Regions from separate parts of the Mus musculus genome. Here regions 2 and 3 are each linked to region 1. The links are chromatin contacts, found by Hi-C or POLR2A ChIA-PET in ENCODE. All regions are on one chromosome and are shown on one strand. Each heading gives the region's core, a stretch centred on a gene start or an enhancer-like site at or near the end of the contact. The rest is flanking DNA. Distances are from core to core; before and after follow the strand shown.

Region 1 (4,641 bases), core at 1,033-3,532:
TGCGGCTGTAACAAAATTGCCAAGGCAGGGAAGTTTATAAAGAATAGAGGTTTGTGCAGCTCCTGGTGGCGAAGGCTGGAAGTCTAAGAAAGCAGCATAAGACTCTGGCTTTCTGCTGAGTCATAGTGGGACAGAGGGTGTCAGGAGATGAGGCAGGGCCGAAGGGGCTTGCCTGATGGTGCAGGGTAGGGGTGGGGGCTTGAGGCCACCCACCAGTGCTTCCTTTATCTGCTAGATGAATGCATTCACCAGGTACAGCCCCTTCCTGACCCAATCACTTCCCTGAATGCCCTTCCTCCAAACGCCACTAGCCTAAGACATTGGAGAATCCAAGTGTGAATTTTGGTTTCAAGTATGAATTCCAGGGACTCACAGTTGAACGAGCCTCACAGCTTGTGGGAAGCCTGAGGCCCAGAGGCTGAGTCATTTGCTAAAAGTCCCTGTGGCTTGTGACGTCATCACTGAGCTCAGGCAGCTGGCCGGCCCCCAGGGCATGATTGCCCAGCCGTGTGTGTGTGTGTGTGTGTGTGTGTGTGTGTGTGTGTGTGTGTGTGTGTGTGTGTGTGTGAGAGAGAGAGAGAGAGAGAGAGAGAGAGAGAGAGGAAAAGAGCACTCAGTTGTACACTTAATTGTATGGTGTCTCCTCAGGAAGGCTCTCATCTCTCAGTAGAGCCATTCCCAGCCGATGGGAGATCAGGGCATCTCTGTGGCTCTCACCAGTTCCTCTGAAAGCAGCTGGGAAAGTTGCACCTCATCTCAGCCCTTCCCCTGGGATACAGGGTCCCCAGTGGAGAGTTAACTCCTTGCTCCATACAGTGAATGCCCTGGGGAGGGCAAGGCATGATGGGAAATATACAACAGAGGCCTGGGGCCTGGTCTCTGGTTATTGTGGGCTGATAAAGATAACGTCATTGCTGGGAAATTCTCTGAAGAATGTGTCCTGGAAAATCTGCTGTGTGGGTAGCAGGGGCCTGAGAGATGGAGGAAGGGAGAGGGAGACCAGGTCCTTTGGTCCAGCAATTGAGGAGTACAGGGAAAAGATGGCTGAACCCCTGTCCCCAGTGCCAGTCTAGAGACAAGGGACTCTTCTACTAGCTGGGCACCCTTGGTCCCTATCTTGTCTGTCCATTTTGTTTTCTCCTGGTTCTGCCTGCCATCCTGCTGTTCTGTTGTTCTGCTGTCCCCACAGGGTCCGCTTGCCCTTCAGTGGCCTGCAGGTGGTGGGGGTGGGGACGCGGGTCTTGTCCTTGTAAGATCTAGCTGCTGGATGCTGGGTTTCACAGAACCTCCTCACTGGGCGATACCGCAGCACTGGCTTCCCCCCTTCCAGGAACCTGCCCTCATTTCCTCTCATGTGATGTCACTCTCCTGTGACCTGCCTGACCCTTTCTGCTAACTTCCAGCCATGAGATAAGGCAGAACGACAGGCTCCAGAGGCCCCTGTAAGCCTGACTCTAAGTGGTCTTTCTGCTTCCCCAAGGCCCTGTGACTAGTGCCACTTGCAGCCACTCTGTATCAGGTCCCCCAAACCATTCTTCCAGGTTCTCTGAAATATCTGCAAGGAGGTGGGGTCAGGGGATGGCTTTCTCCTGACTATAGTTCGGCCACCACACTTACGGAGGCCTGAAGTTTGCCGAGGTCACAGAACTAACTCGTCTGGTGGCAAAGTTATATGGAGCCCGGCTCTGCAAAATGTCCTGTCCACCACAGAGCAGGCCACTGTCCCTCCCTCAGTGCTGTCTTTCTGCCCTCTGTCCTTCAGCTTGTCCATAGAAAGAGCCATGTTCACAGTGAGGCCTGACCCCTCCCACTCCTTTCTCTTATCCATGCTTCTGCCTATCCACCCAGCATCTCTCCAGCTCCTCTGTGGGAAGATGCTGATATGCCGGATTGACAGGCCTAGGAGAAAGATCCCCCTGCTAAACTCACAGGGTGGGGTGGGGTGGGGTAGCAAGGCAATCCATATGGTGCCCCGGTTCCTTCTGACTCCAGCACTTAGCTGCTGAGGTGAGAGGGCTAGGTGGACGGGAGGACCAGAGGGGCCAGAAACTCAGAGGGCCGCACCTGGGAACAGGGCTCCGAATGCCTGAATCTTACATTTGTTCTGGGATGCTCCCAGCTTCCCTGCCTGCTTCTTGGGACCCTTCCCTGGGATAGCAATGCATGATAGGTATAAGATTATCATAACCATAACACAAATTTATATATTTATAACAACGTCCTCAAGGAACAATCGGGTTCCTCTTAGCTTGAAAGGGACTGGCTTGCTCCAGGGCTCCCCCTAGTGGTGATCTCATTTGTCAAGGGCGGCTAGGCTCTGGCTCTCCCTCCCGTCTCCGGGCTTTTAACTTTCCTTGTCAGACTAACCCTTGCTCTTGCGGGTTAAGTGCCTGTGTCAGGAGTTAAATCTGATTAGTTCAGAAATGTATATTTCATCAGTTCCCTCTCAGTTTCTCACGGTAATCTGTGATCGGAAAATACTTAAGTGGAAAATTCCAGAAGTGAATCTGTTTCATTAGCTACCGCTCTCTTTAGAGCCCGATTTACAAAGAGAGATGTGTACAGGCAGAGCATAGCACAGGTAGTGTTCGCCACTGCGTGGGATTTCTGGTGTCCACGGGAGTCTAGGAATGCCTCCCATGCATAAAGGGAAAGTACTGCGATTTCTTTAAAATGCATTCTTTAAAGTAAATAACTTCTTCTTTTTTTTTTAAATCACATTTTCCAGATGCCCTGCCCACTTTCTGGGCCTGTCCTCTGAGGATAACAATCCAGGAATCCATCTTTTTTATCCACCAGGAACCCACATTTCCTTGGCTTGAAAAAGGGCGGGAGGCGGGGAAAGGGTGACGACAAGACCCAGGCTTGCCCCGCGCGCCCCCTGGTGGCGATCTTTTCTTTGACGAGCAGCTGGGCTGTTGGAACTCTGGGTGCTTGAAAAACAATTCCTTTTCAGGACCTCTTAATTTGCCTTGAAAATATGGGGCACGCCAACATCTAGTAACACAAATATCGACCCTTCAAATTATTTGCAGATTCTTTAATAACTGGCTTAATAGAGCAGGGCTGGCACCCTCACACACTCATCTGCCCTCAGTTACAGGGTTCCAGTCACCTATCTTGGAAATTCTGTTGTGTTGTTAGAAGGAGGGAAGGAGGGTCAAACAGGATTAGAGGGTCACTACAGAGGCGACTTTTAGTCTCTGGACTGCACTTTGAGAGCTACTCATGCAAGTAGATTACAGATGCCAGAGCCTAGCCAGGAACGTGAAGGTGAGGGTCAGGGGCTTGGGAAACTACGTTTCCAGAGCTTCTCCTGCCCTGAACTGAAGCGGGCAGGATTCTTGCTCCACTTTGCAGTTTCTCAATCATCTCTGTCCACGGGCTGAGTGAGCCTGCCAGGTTGCTCAGCGGGCCAACTGTGTTTTGTGTGGGGTGAGTCTACAGACAGTTGGCCAGCTGAGGTCCTCTGCCTCTGCAGACACACGGAACCTTTTTGTAGATGGAAGGCTGGCAGAAATGATTGTTTTCCTTGTGGAACAAAGAGGAAGAGTGAGACTCCTCAGAGGAGGCCCTTGACTAGCCAGATTCTCAGAGCCTATGGGTGACTGGGGCAAGAATCTGGATGGAATTTTATCCCACAGTCAATGGGGCGCCACTGCAGGTTTTTGAGCAGGAGAGTGACAGAAACAAACTCCTTTCTAGAAGATGTCTCTGGGGCTAAGCAGCCACCCAAAGGAGAAATGGAGATAGAGGGAGTGTGGGTGGGGCCCATTGTTTCTGACTGCCTGGTCCTTACCCTGGCTGTGCATAGGAACCTAGGTTGTTTCTCATTTTTTTTGGCTGGGAAACCAGTCTATGTGTCTAAGCCATCCCTGGTCACTCCTAGGCTGTGTGGCTTCCGTACCCTGCAGCCATATGCTGAGAGGATCCCCATGGTGGCCTCAGATGGTGTCACCATCAACTTCACCTCCCAGATCTCCCTCACAGGCCCGGGTGTGCAAGTGTACTACAGCTTGTACAACCAATCAGACCGTGAGTACAATTTGAGGTGTGTGTGTGTGTGTGTGTGTGTGCCCGTGCCCTGCCCCTGTGCTGTCCCCAGATGTGCACAAACATTTATGAGGCTAGGCCACAGTGAGAGTGCTATGTGTCTTCATACACATGTGTGCACATGGCACGTAGTTTTATGTGCTGGGTAGGCAGTCACATGTATCCCTTTGGGTGTGTGTTGTCTGGATGTAGCTCTGCATGGACCACAGACACCAGGCACTGGAGCAGGTGTATGGGCACCTAATTGTGTACATGTAAGGATACAGACGCACGTATTTCATGGCATGCATCCTAAGTGTGCTCTTCCGCTTCCATTTCCTACTGTCCCTCTCCTGTCCCCAGCCTGCCCTGGTGAGTTCCTCTGCTCTGTGAATGGACTGTGTGTCCCTGCGTGTGACGGGATCAAGGACTGCCCCAATGGCCTGGATGAGAGAAACTGTGGTGAGCAGCCTGACGCCTTCCCTCCTCTCTCCCTGCGCTGGACTAAGTCTACCTGACGTGTGCTTCCTCCTTGAGAACACCCAGGAGCCCACGGTTCTTGCACTGTGTCAGGATGGCAATGTGGAAAAGCAGCCTCCCCAGAGCCAG
Region 2 (4,641 bases), core at 1,300-3,799, 47 kb before region 1:
CTCCTAACTCTGCCCAGGGACAATTATTCCTTTTGACTTTACATGTGCTTTAATAAAATGGTTCCATTTATCTGGAGGGAAAGGCTAAGTCCCAGGTCTGCATGCAAAGCCAAGAGCCGCTCATCACGGCTTCCCGAGAAGCTTCCAGAAGTATTCTATGCTTGGGAAACCTGGCCTGTCAATCTCCCCGTCACCATGGATATGTCTCTTGCCTTCTACTGTTATTAAAGAATCTTCCAGGGGAGGAGGGGGGTGGGACAAGAGAGAGTCGTTAGCCATTTTCTGTGGCTGGGCCTCAGTATGTCAGAGAGTTGGAGCTTGCTGGGCCCACAGCTGTGGAGCTTCCTGAGTGTTGGCAGAGGTAGTGGGTAAGGCCTTCCTTCTGCCTCAGCACAGGTCAAAGGCGTCACATGGCTGGAGGGAGCGCCATGTTGGCTCCTGTTTCTCTTCCACATCAGTGCCATTGTAGGAAGCCACCTTCATGCCTTCACCCCCACCCTAATGGCCTCTGAGATTTCTGCTCTCACAGACAATCAATATAAGAATTTAGGGGGCTTGGATTTCTAATGCATGAACATTTAGGGGCACATTCACGCCCTGTCAAGGAGAACTGGCTTTTATCCCAAGTCTTCATGGATACCTTCCTGTGTGTCAGTCCTCACCCCAGGCTCAGGCAAGAACTGATAAGACCCTATTCCAGTCTGTCTATGAGGTTCTCCCACCCTACCCCAGACAGCTCCTCTGCAGGAAGTCTGGAGCCCTGATATAGCTATAAGGATGCGGCCATGCGGATGCCATGGGTCCAGGGATGAGTCTGTAGCTTGGTGGGCTGATAGGAGGTGGGAAGTAGTTGGAGGAGGTAGGTCTCTGGGAACATGCCTTGGACACATATCCTGTCCTCAGCCTTCTCCCCTTTCCCCACTTCCTGCTTGACAAGTCAGGGAGCAGCTTTGTTCTCTTATCATGGTGTTTCACTGTGGCAGATCTAAGACACCAGGGGCCGGGCCACCCAAAAGCCACAAGAAATCTTTCCTCCTTTAAGCTGATTTTGCCTGGGAATTTTGTCACCTCAATGAAACTAAAATAGTAATCCCATTTTACAGATTTGTGAACTGAAGTTCAGCAAGTCCAGGTCACACAGCCGGGGTGACTCTCCCTAGCAATGGCAGCCCACATACCTCCTTTCCTGGCTTGTCTCAATTCTCTTTTTAGGGTTCTTGATTTCACTCTCCAGCATCCCCAGAGTCCTGGGGATTTTGTGTGTGTGCATACGTCCCTCCATATCCCAGACAGGGCACCAACGACAGAGCAAGAAACAGCTCCACTGAAGTCTAGCTTGGTGAGCTAGTGAGTTTCTTGTGCACATTTATGGAGTAAGGGGTTGCTTACATCAGTTTGGGTGACCACCCCCCCAAGCAACTATGTTACTGGGAAGTCACAGCTGAGCATGGATGATGGCATCCCCATAGTTGTATAGATGGAGTCACTTCTTCTTTGGCTAACCTATCCTCTCTAGTGTGTAAGTACCCCTGAGTTCAGTTACACATCGCTAAAGCTGGACCTCAGGGGAGGGGTTCCTGTTACTTCTCTTCCCTTCTTGTGAGGGGATGAACATCAGCAGGTCCAATCGTGTGGCTCTCTTGTGGCAGTTACAGCTGCCCCGATGAAGATGGTAATGGCTGTTATGTCCAGAGAACAGAATTCTTACAACTCCCTTCTTTTCACAAGAGGGCAGAAGCTTGTCATATTTCCCCAAGCCTGGCATTAAAACCAAGATGAAGGGGAGATAGAAACGGGGAGTCCCTGGTCCTGTGATACAATATGTAAATAAACACCCATTCATTTACGGAGAAATTCGTGACTTCATTGTTAAAAATAAAAGCCGTGAACTGAACCCTGCCACCCTATCTCACCGAGAGAGGAAGGATTAGAACTTACAACTCGGAAAGGAAGAAAGTGATAGGAGGGCCACTCATTGGCCATCAAACTGCTTATCAAGCCTTAAAACCAGTCAGTCACCTTTGAATGCTAGCCTAAATAAAGGGCATCTCAGAGACTGAAGTAAAGGGCAGCATGTAGCGGGGGCTGGGGGATGGCTAAAATGGAGATCAGCAAAGAGGACACCTAGACTCTAGGTCCTAGAGGGATGATGTGTCTGTGGGTGGCTTTGGTGTTAGGGTGTGAGCATATGTATGTGTGTGTGTGTGTGTGTGTGTGTGTGTGTGTGTGTGTGTGCATGCGCGTGTGTGCTCATGCGTGAGCAGAAGTCGATGGTGTTAGGGTGGCATGTGTGAGATGTAGCGGGGAAGAGTAGGCAAAGAAGGGCCTGCCCCCTCAGGTTCTGTGCATAGCTAGGTCCCTGTACCACAGTAACTGTGTGAGCGTGTGTGCCACCACATTCAGTGGCTGCCCCTGGGCGTAGGAGGAGATCTTATCAGTGCTAGGTGTGTGTGGAGTTTCAGGCTACCTCATCACCCCCCATCTCTCCACCTCCCATTGGGCCTTGCCCCTCATCCTCTATACAGGAAGTGGGCTCGCCTTGGGTTTCAGTCTGTTGCTGGCCTAGCTGTTGTCTGCTACCTAAGCTGCGGAGCAGGAGATGGCCGTGGACCCAACCTCCAGCAGGACTGCAGGGAACATCTCGACACAACTCCATGTTGCAGCCAGGTGATGCCCCTGTGTGGTCCCCTGGGAGCCCTGGGCACCCCACTACCTCTTGCTGGTCCTCCCAAGGGACAGGGAGCTGGGAGGGGGCGCTCATCTCTAACTTGGTTCCCTTTGTAGTTTGTATCTGGGCTTTGATGATTAACCTTGTCTTAGGATTCCCTGGGGAAGGGGGTAGCCTGGCTGTCATGGTTTCTCCTTTAAGAATAAACCCCTTCCAATGTCAGGGCACAGTGGCTTCTTCCCAGTCTACTCTGTGGGAAGCTGTGTGCCATTTTCGCTAGGAGGGACTTCCCTGGATCCTGTGTGGGGATGTCTTAGCCCAGAAGGGTGGAGGAAAAGATTTGTAGCTCGTCAGTATTGGGAGGTGGCATGGCGTGTATGGGACAGGTGGGATTCAACGCTGACGCCTGTGGAGTTCATCTCAGCCTGGAGAATTCTCCTTAGTGAGAAAGAGAGAAGGAATCTCCCCCTGGGACCTGGCTGTCCAGTCAGCTATGTTGATTGACAGGTTTCTGAGGGCCCTAGGCTGGAGGTCAGAGGTAGAGTTCTAGCTTAGATTTGTCTCTGACATTACCGAGTGGCTAGAGAGGTTAAGGACATCGCCAGGCATGGGGCTCCGTCTCCGAGGCTGCCTGAGGTAGGAGCTTCCCACCGTTAGCTGTGTTTACAGTACTTCAGGGCCAAGGTGGGTGGCTGAGGAAGGCAGAACTACCTTTGAAGGTCCCCTTTCTTTCACACACTCCTCAGCTGAACTGAACAGCAAGAGGTGAACAGTGGTGTGTGTGTGTGTGTGTGTGTGTGTGTGTGTGTCTTTGTGAATGTGTGTGTCTCTGGAGAGGTGGCCAGAGAAAGGATCTCTGAGGTCAAAGGCCACCAGATCTGACAGACAAGCTCTTGCTTGCCGTCCGTCCTCCCTCAGTCGACCCTGTACCTCACAGACCTGTGAGGCCTTGGACTGCCCCAGCACTGGAACCTTTATCCTGGGAAACAGGCTGCTTTAGGCCCTGATCTTCCCATAGGGAAGGAGCAGTCAGTCACAGAACCTGCTCTTGTGCTGTGAGACCTCTCTGTGACATGTGTGGGTCAGTCTGACGCAGGGAGTGTGACACGACTGTCACTCATGGCTGACCCTCCTCCTCCGTCAGCATCACCACTGTACTGGAAATCAGGTGACCCAGTTAGAGCAGCCTGGGTCTGTGGGATGACAGACCTTTTCAGGGCCTCAGCGGAGACATATATGAGTCAGGGAGATGAACGTCTGGTGGTTGCGAAGGGCATACGTGGGTGAGCCTCAGGGGGACAGTGCCTGGGACTCTGAGATTCTTGGGCTGTACTCACTCTGCCCGAGGCTGGCCTTGTGCTGTGTGGTTTTGGAGTGGTTTTCTTAGTCTCCCAGAGATTCAGTTTCCCTCTTGCCGAAGGAAGCTGCAACCACCATGACTGCTTGAAGCTACCCTGCCCCCCAGCCTGACCCTTCCAGAACCTTCCATATGCTCTTCCGTCTAACCCTGTCCATGATGGGTGGATGCTTTTGTGCCTCTTCAGCCAGGGGTGGGGAGCAGGTTTGAGTGCCTTTTCTTAGGCATTCTCTGTTTTTGGCTGTGGCTTGTGGCCCGGCTATAATCTTGCCTCTTTCATTCCTCTTCCTCTCCCCCAGGGTTATGCCCTCCCTCACCCCAACCCCACGCCATCATGAGGCTGCTCAGATGTCTGGGTCCGACCTGGCTTGCTGCCTTATTGAATGAACACGTAGAGTGCTTCAGATCCTGTTGGGCTCACAAGGGGCTGTGGAAGGCCCCTTGCTTGGGCTGAACCTGTTAGGGCTCCCTTTCTACCCAAGCACCTGCGGGGAGTTGATCTTCCAGGGAAGGGAGGTCTGGGGTGGAACCCCAGTTCCGTAGACTTGGTCCTGGGATCCTTGGTCTCCTTGTCTGCCTAGCAAAGACACCAAATAGCTGCTGAGCTGCCAGGCAG
Region 3 (4,641 bases), core at 1,487-3,986, 43 kb after region 1:
GTGCGTGCGCACGCGCGCTTGTGTGAAGGTGGTGGGGTGGGGCAGAGAACAATCTCAGATCTCAGATGGGGCCCCAGGCACCAGCCATTTTATTAACTTTATATCATTTTTGGGATGGGGGACTTCCCATGGCCTAGGACTCACCTTGGCTGGCTGGTCACTGAGCCTAGGGATCTACCTGTCTCTCCTTCCCCAGGGCTGGATCACAGGCATGCAACATGCCTTGTGTTGTTTATGAAGACTCTGGGGATCCAGCTCAGGGCCTTGTGCTGTCAAGGCAAGCGCTTAATCACGTGAGCTATCATCCCAGCACTTTCCCTCACTCTCTATCCTGGAACTTGAAATTCTCCTCTTCCTACTCAGAGTCCAGAGTGGGGGAGTGGGGGAGTGGGGGTGGGTGGATTACAAGCATATACCACCATGCCAGACTCCAAAACCCACCTCTTAGTGAGAATAAAAACGTGACTATAGAAGGGCCACCACTGACCCTATAAACAGCTTCTTTGAATGATCATTTAGGGAAGTTGAATGCAAACCTGCTATTCCTTCCTTTACTCTCCTAATGGCCCTTGAGTCTACAGCTGGCCTTAGACTTCCAGGGGGTGGGACTTCAAAGGTCTGAGGTCACTACCCTCCCTGCTTGATTGACAGTTATGACAAAAGACCCCAGGCAGCAGAAAGAGAGTCAGAGAGGCTAGGCTATGAGTGCTCATGAGGGGAAGAGACCAGAAAGAGACTAGGTTTCTTTGTGCTTGAAGGGCCAGGATCCCAGGGGAGAGTAGCTCTCTGGAAGTCCATCAGGACATATAGGACAGGCCCAGGCCATCCTAAGTTAGTGTGAGCCTATATATCCCACCCATGGGGGGTGGGGGTTCGGGCACTGAAGAGCATCTCCCTAACTAGACCCTCCTGGTACCTTCTCTTCCCTACTGTCAAGCTCCAGGTGCAGAGTATGCTGGGAAAATGCTAGACAGTGAATTTTTGCAACACACTGTGACAGTATTTCAGGGTAGGATAGATGCTCAAAAAAACAGGGAGGGGAGTTCAAGAGAAAAGCATTCCAGGGGAACAGAATAGACTAGAGAGGGGGTGTACAGCTGGTTTGCAGGAGCCATGCTCTATTTCCAGATATCTTGCTTATTGGGATTTATATAAATTTACAATGAAGTGGTAAAAACTGAAGCCCAAGACGACAACGACGACTACTACTACTACTAAGCATAAGGCTTCAAGGATGGACAGGTAAACCGAGGCAGCTCCCACCACTTTGGGCTTCAGGTGAGAAATTAGTCCCTTTTCCACTACGTGCCTTGGCACCTCCTGGCTCTACCTGTTTCTCCTGTTGGGAGTTCAGCTCAATCCGGCAGGGTCGTGAAGGCACTCGGCAAGGCGGGCTTCATAAATGCTAGTTTTATTTTTATTCCGTTCTGTTACTTTCTCCTCTTGGGGCATGCTAGATCTCCTCACCACAGCTCCTCTGAATTGCTTTGTTTATTCTCTTGCTCCCCCCCCCCAACTTTCTCAGGAGGCATCAGGTCTTTCCAAACCCCATCCACTCACTGCTACCCACCTGTCTCTTATCCCACACCAACCCACAGACGGCCACAAGCAGCCACGGACAGTCTTCCTAAGGCAAATTAGAGGCGCCCTGGAAACTCTTCTCTCATAGACTGCATCCCCTCCTCCACTCCCGCGTGATACCACGCTATGCACCCCCGGAGAAGCACCCTCTCTCACAGAAAAGCAAGTAGGACGCGTTGGGTAGCAGATACCAGGGATTTGCGCTCCCCGTTTCCCAGCTCCGCCATGTCACCCCCTCCCCACGCCCTCAGAGGTTCCCTCCTTCCGCCACCAACCTGCGGCCAGCCAAAGGGAGGAGACTTGGGCACAGCCCACTGTTTGGGCCACTCCGAGACGTTGCACCTTCCATTTCCCGTACTGCGGGGGACGCAGGCGCCATGAAGCCGGGTTGCGCGCTGCCCCAGTGTCACCTCGAGCTTCAAATAGCCCCCTTTATGTATGAGAAGTATTATACGAGGAGGGGCAAACAAGACTCCCGTGCGAAGACGCAGAAGCTGTTCGGAATCCCGACTGTCTACGAGAGAGGTTTCTCTCCTCACCCCCATGGGAGGCGGTACAATGGTGCGGGCCACTTGAGAACCCTCCCGGCTCCTGGTTTGAACCCTCCAGCTTCTTCGGAGCGCAAGGGCGAGTGCCAGCCCAGCTACTTTTGCGACTGAGTGCAGCGAGCCGCCCAGGATGGAGCCGCTAGCTGGGTCCTGGCGAAAGCAGGGCAGAGTGCCTGGAGCCCTTTCACCGGAATTGGACATTCTAGAAGCCAGAGAACTCTGGCTGCAAGAAACGAAAGCAGAAGGGTAATCAGTGCGCCCGGAGAGGCGACTGGAAGGCCATCTCTGACTTGTGTTTGTTTTTCCCATTCTTGAAGACAGAGTCCTGAGCCAGCCCCTCCCACCAATTTGCTGCTATAGTAATGCACCGAAGCTCTTAGCCACGCCCACCTGCCCTCCTAGGCACCAGAAAGGGAGGGCGCCGGGGAAGTGGGAGGGGTGGAGCAGGCTTTCCCTAGGGAATGTGCCAACCTCTCCCACTGTGAGTCTGGCTCTGAGTGTAGTTACGATTGCACGCTGGGAAAATGTAGTGGGAGCAACAGCCCCGCCCCCTGGGCTCCGCCCACCGCACTCAGCCCTCTCAGGCCTGTCTCTTTCCTGGTTCCCAACCGCGCCAGGTGACTCGCAGAACTGACACTATGGTACATCAGGTGCTCTACCGGGCGCTGGTATCCACCAAGTGGCTGGCGGAATCCATTCGGTCTGGCCGCCTGGGGCCCAGCCTTCGGGTGCTGGACGCGTCTTGGTACTCACCCGGGACCCGCCAGGCACGCAAAGAGTACCAGGAGCGACACGTGCCTGGCGCGTCCTTCTTTGATATAGAGGAATGCCGGGACACGACTTCGCCTTATGAGATGATGCTGCCCAGTGAGGCCCACTTTGGGGACTATGTGGGCAACCTGGGCATAAGCAACGACACACATGTGGTGGTATACGATGGAGATGACCTGGGCAGCTTCTATGCACCCAGAGTCTGGTGGATGTTTCGTGTGTTTGGCCACCGCACAGTGTCAGTGCTCAATGGTGGCTTCCGGAACTGGCTGAAGGAGGGCCACCCGGTGACATCTGAGCCCTCGAGGCCAGAGCCAGCCGTTTTCAAAGCCACACTGAATCTCTCCCTGCTCAAGACCTATGAGCAGGTCCTAGAGAATCTCCAGTCTAAAAGGTTCCAGCTGGTGGACTCTCGGGCCCAAGGACGGTACCTGGGCACACAACCGGAGCCGGATATAGTAGGTAGGTGTTCCAGTGGCCCTTGGGAGGATTGCACAACAAAAGGATGGGGAATCAAAAAACCCCTGGATCCCTCAGGCCCTCTAGGTAGACTTGTCTTTCCATCTGTAAAATGGGAGGGTACGGCCAACCTTGAAGTCTTTTATAGCGCTCATACATGGGGGCCCTGTGTGCCATAGCCGGGTGCTAACAAGCTGCCCCTATTAGGTGACTGGGGTCCTGTCCATCCATGGTCCACTTCCAGGCACCAGCGCTCCCACATGCAGTAGATGTACGAAAAGGTGTTCTCTCCACAAGCAGTCATTTGTATGGCTGCACAGAGGTCTACAAATCTCTTCCCACTCTCTCCATCCCAGAAGCCCTTTCAAATATCAACAAGGCCCTTCTGAGCTCTTCTGGGACCCTGGCTAGTGTCTGTGAAAGGCACCTCAGTTCATAACCTCAGCAAGTGGCTGCGACCTGTCTGTTACAGCAGCTATCAGCCAGGGAAATGGACGGGATGAAATACCTGACTTAGATGAAGCACTGGGGGATTGTTACTTGGTCAGTTAAGTGGTAGAATCTGGATTTGAACCTGGTATCATTTTGTTTTAACCCAGGGTTCGAAATCCAGATATAAATCCATTCAGTCCCACCACCATTTCCTAGGGTTCAGGGGCTCCTCCTGTGCTAGGTATTCCTGGAAAGATGGCCCCTTGGGTCCCCTTTGGTATGTGTGAGAAAGCCTGAAGAAGTCTGTATAGTTTAGGAGTCAGGAAAAAATAAACTCAGGAGATGAAATGCTGCTTTCTAGAGGCGCCTGACCAGAGGCAACCCCAAGTTTTGGCCCACCTCACCTCTCTCTCTCTCTCTCTCTCTCTCTCTCTCTCTCTCTCTCTCTCTCTCTCTGCCTCCCTCATCAGTAAGACTTAACTCCAGGATACATTTTGCCTAACTTGTTTCAAAATGTTGCCTAAAAAGTTTCAAAACTTGCCTACAAAGTTTCAAAAACTTGTCTCTTCCTTTCTGCCAGCTGATGTCAGCAACCCTGTTTTTACAGTCTTAGTACTAAATTCTCATCCCACTGGACAGAGGGGGCCTTGGCACACAGGCAGCAGTAGATCAAGGCCACACATGGAGTTGGCAGAGGCTGGCATTGCTCCAGTCTCACTCTCTCCAGGCCTTTGATTTCTCCCGCCTGCTTGGCTCTGGGAAGGTCAGAGGAGAAAGATGCATGCTTGTTAGGCACTTTCCAGAGACTCTGAACCTGGGATGCCTCCTGGTCTTGACTCAAAACCCCATT

Evidence for each region. A loop is a pair of places that touch in the nucleus more often than their neighbours do. ChIA-PET counts read pairs that join two places held with the same protein, here RNA polymerase II (POLR2A).
Region 2: a map of T-helper 2 cell shows a loop between it and region 1 (2.0-fold over the local background). The contact joins the promoter of Il2rb here to the enhancer-like site in region 1. A Hi-C loop is called at or near these places in 4 of 37 maps with a recorded cell type or tissue (T-helper 1 cell, T-helper 17 cell, T-helper 2 cell and 1 more). POLR2A ChIA-PET finds 5 or more read pairs at or near these places in 2 of 5 experiments (Patski and embryonic stem cell).
Region 3: POLR2A ChIA-PET joins it to region 1 with 11 read pairs in embryonic stem cell. The contact joins the promoter of Tst here to the enhancer-like site in region 1. POLR2A ChIA-PET finds 5 or more read pairs at or near these places in 4 of 5 experiments (Patski and embryonic stem cell).

Annotation. Positions count from the first base shown.
Region 1 is chr15:78,446,057-78,450,697 of GRCm38, reverse strand. It overlaps Tmprss6 (transmembrane serine protease 6), which reads left to right. Exons shown (of 18, transcript NM_027902.2): 11 at 3,890-4,035; 12 at 4,396-4,494. Among named protein-coding and RNA genes, the nearest start is that of Kctd17, 20 kb to the right of the region's middle. Within about 2 kb of position 2,282, at least 3 of the 3 ENCODE cell types and tissues checked have a DNase peak (open chromatin) inside an H3K27ac peak, as active enhancers do.
Region 2 is chr15:78,492,974-78,497,614 of GRCm38, reverse strand. Il2rb (interleukin 2 receptor, beta chain) reads left to right here and starts at 2,549. Exons shown (of 10, transcript NM_008368.4): 1 at 2,549-2,667.
Region 3 is chr15:78,403,960-78,408,600 of GRCm38, reverse strand. It overlaps Tst (thiosulfate sulfurtransferase, mitochondrial), which reads left to right and starts at 2,736. Exons shown (of 2, transcript NM_009437.5): 1 at 2,736-3,362. The coding sequence starts at 2,768. Mpst (mercaptopyruvate sulfurtransferase) reads right to left here and starts at 1,889. Exons shown (of 3, transcript NM_001162493.1): 1 at 1,857-1,889.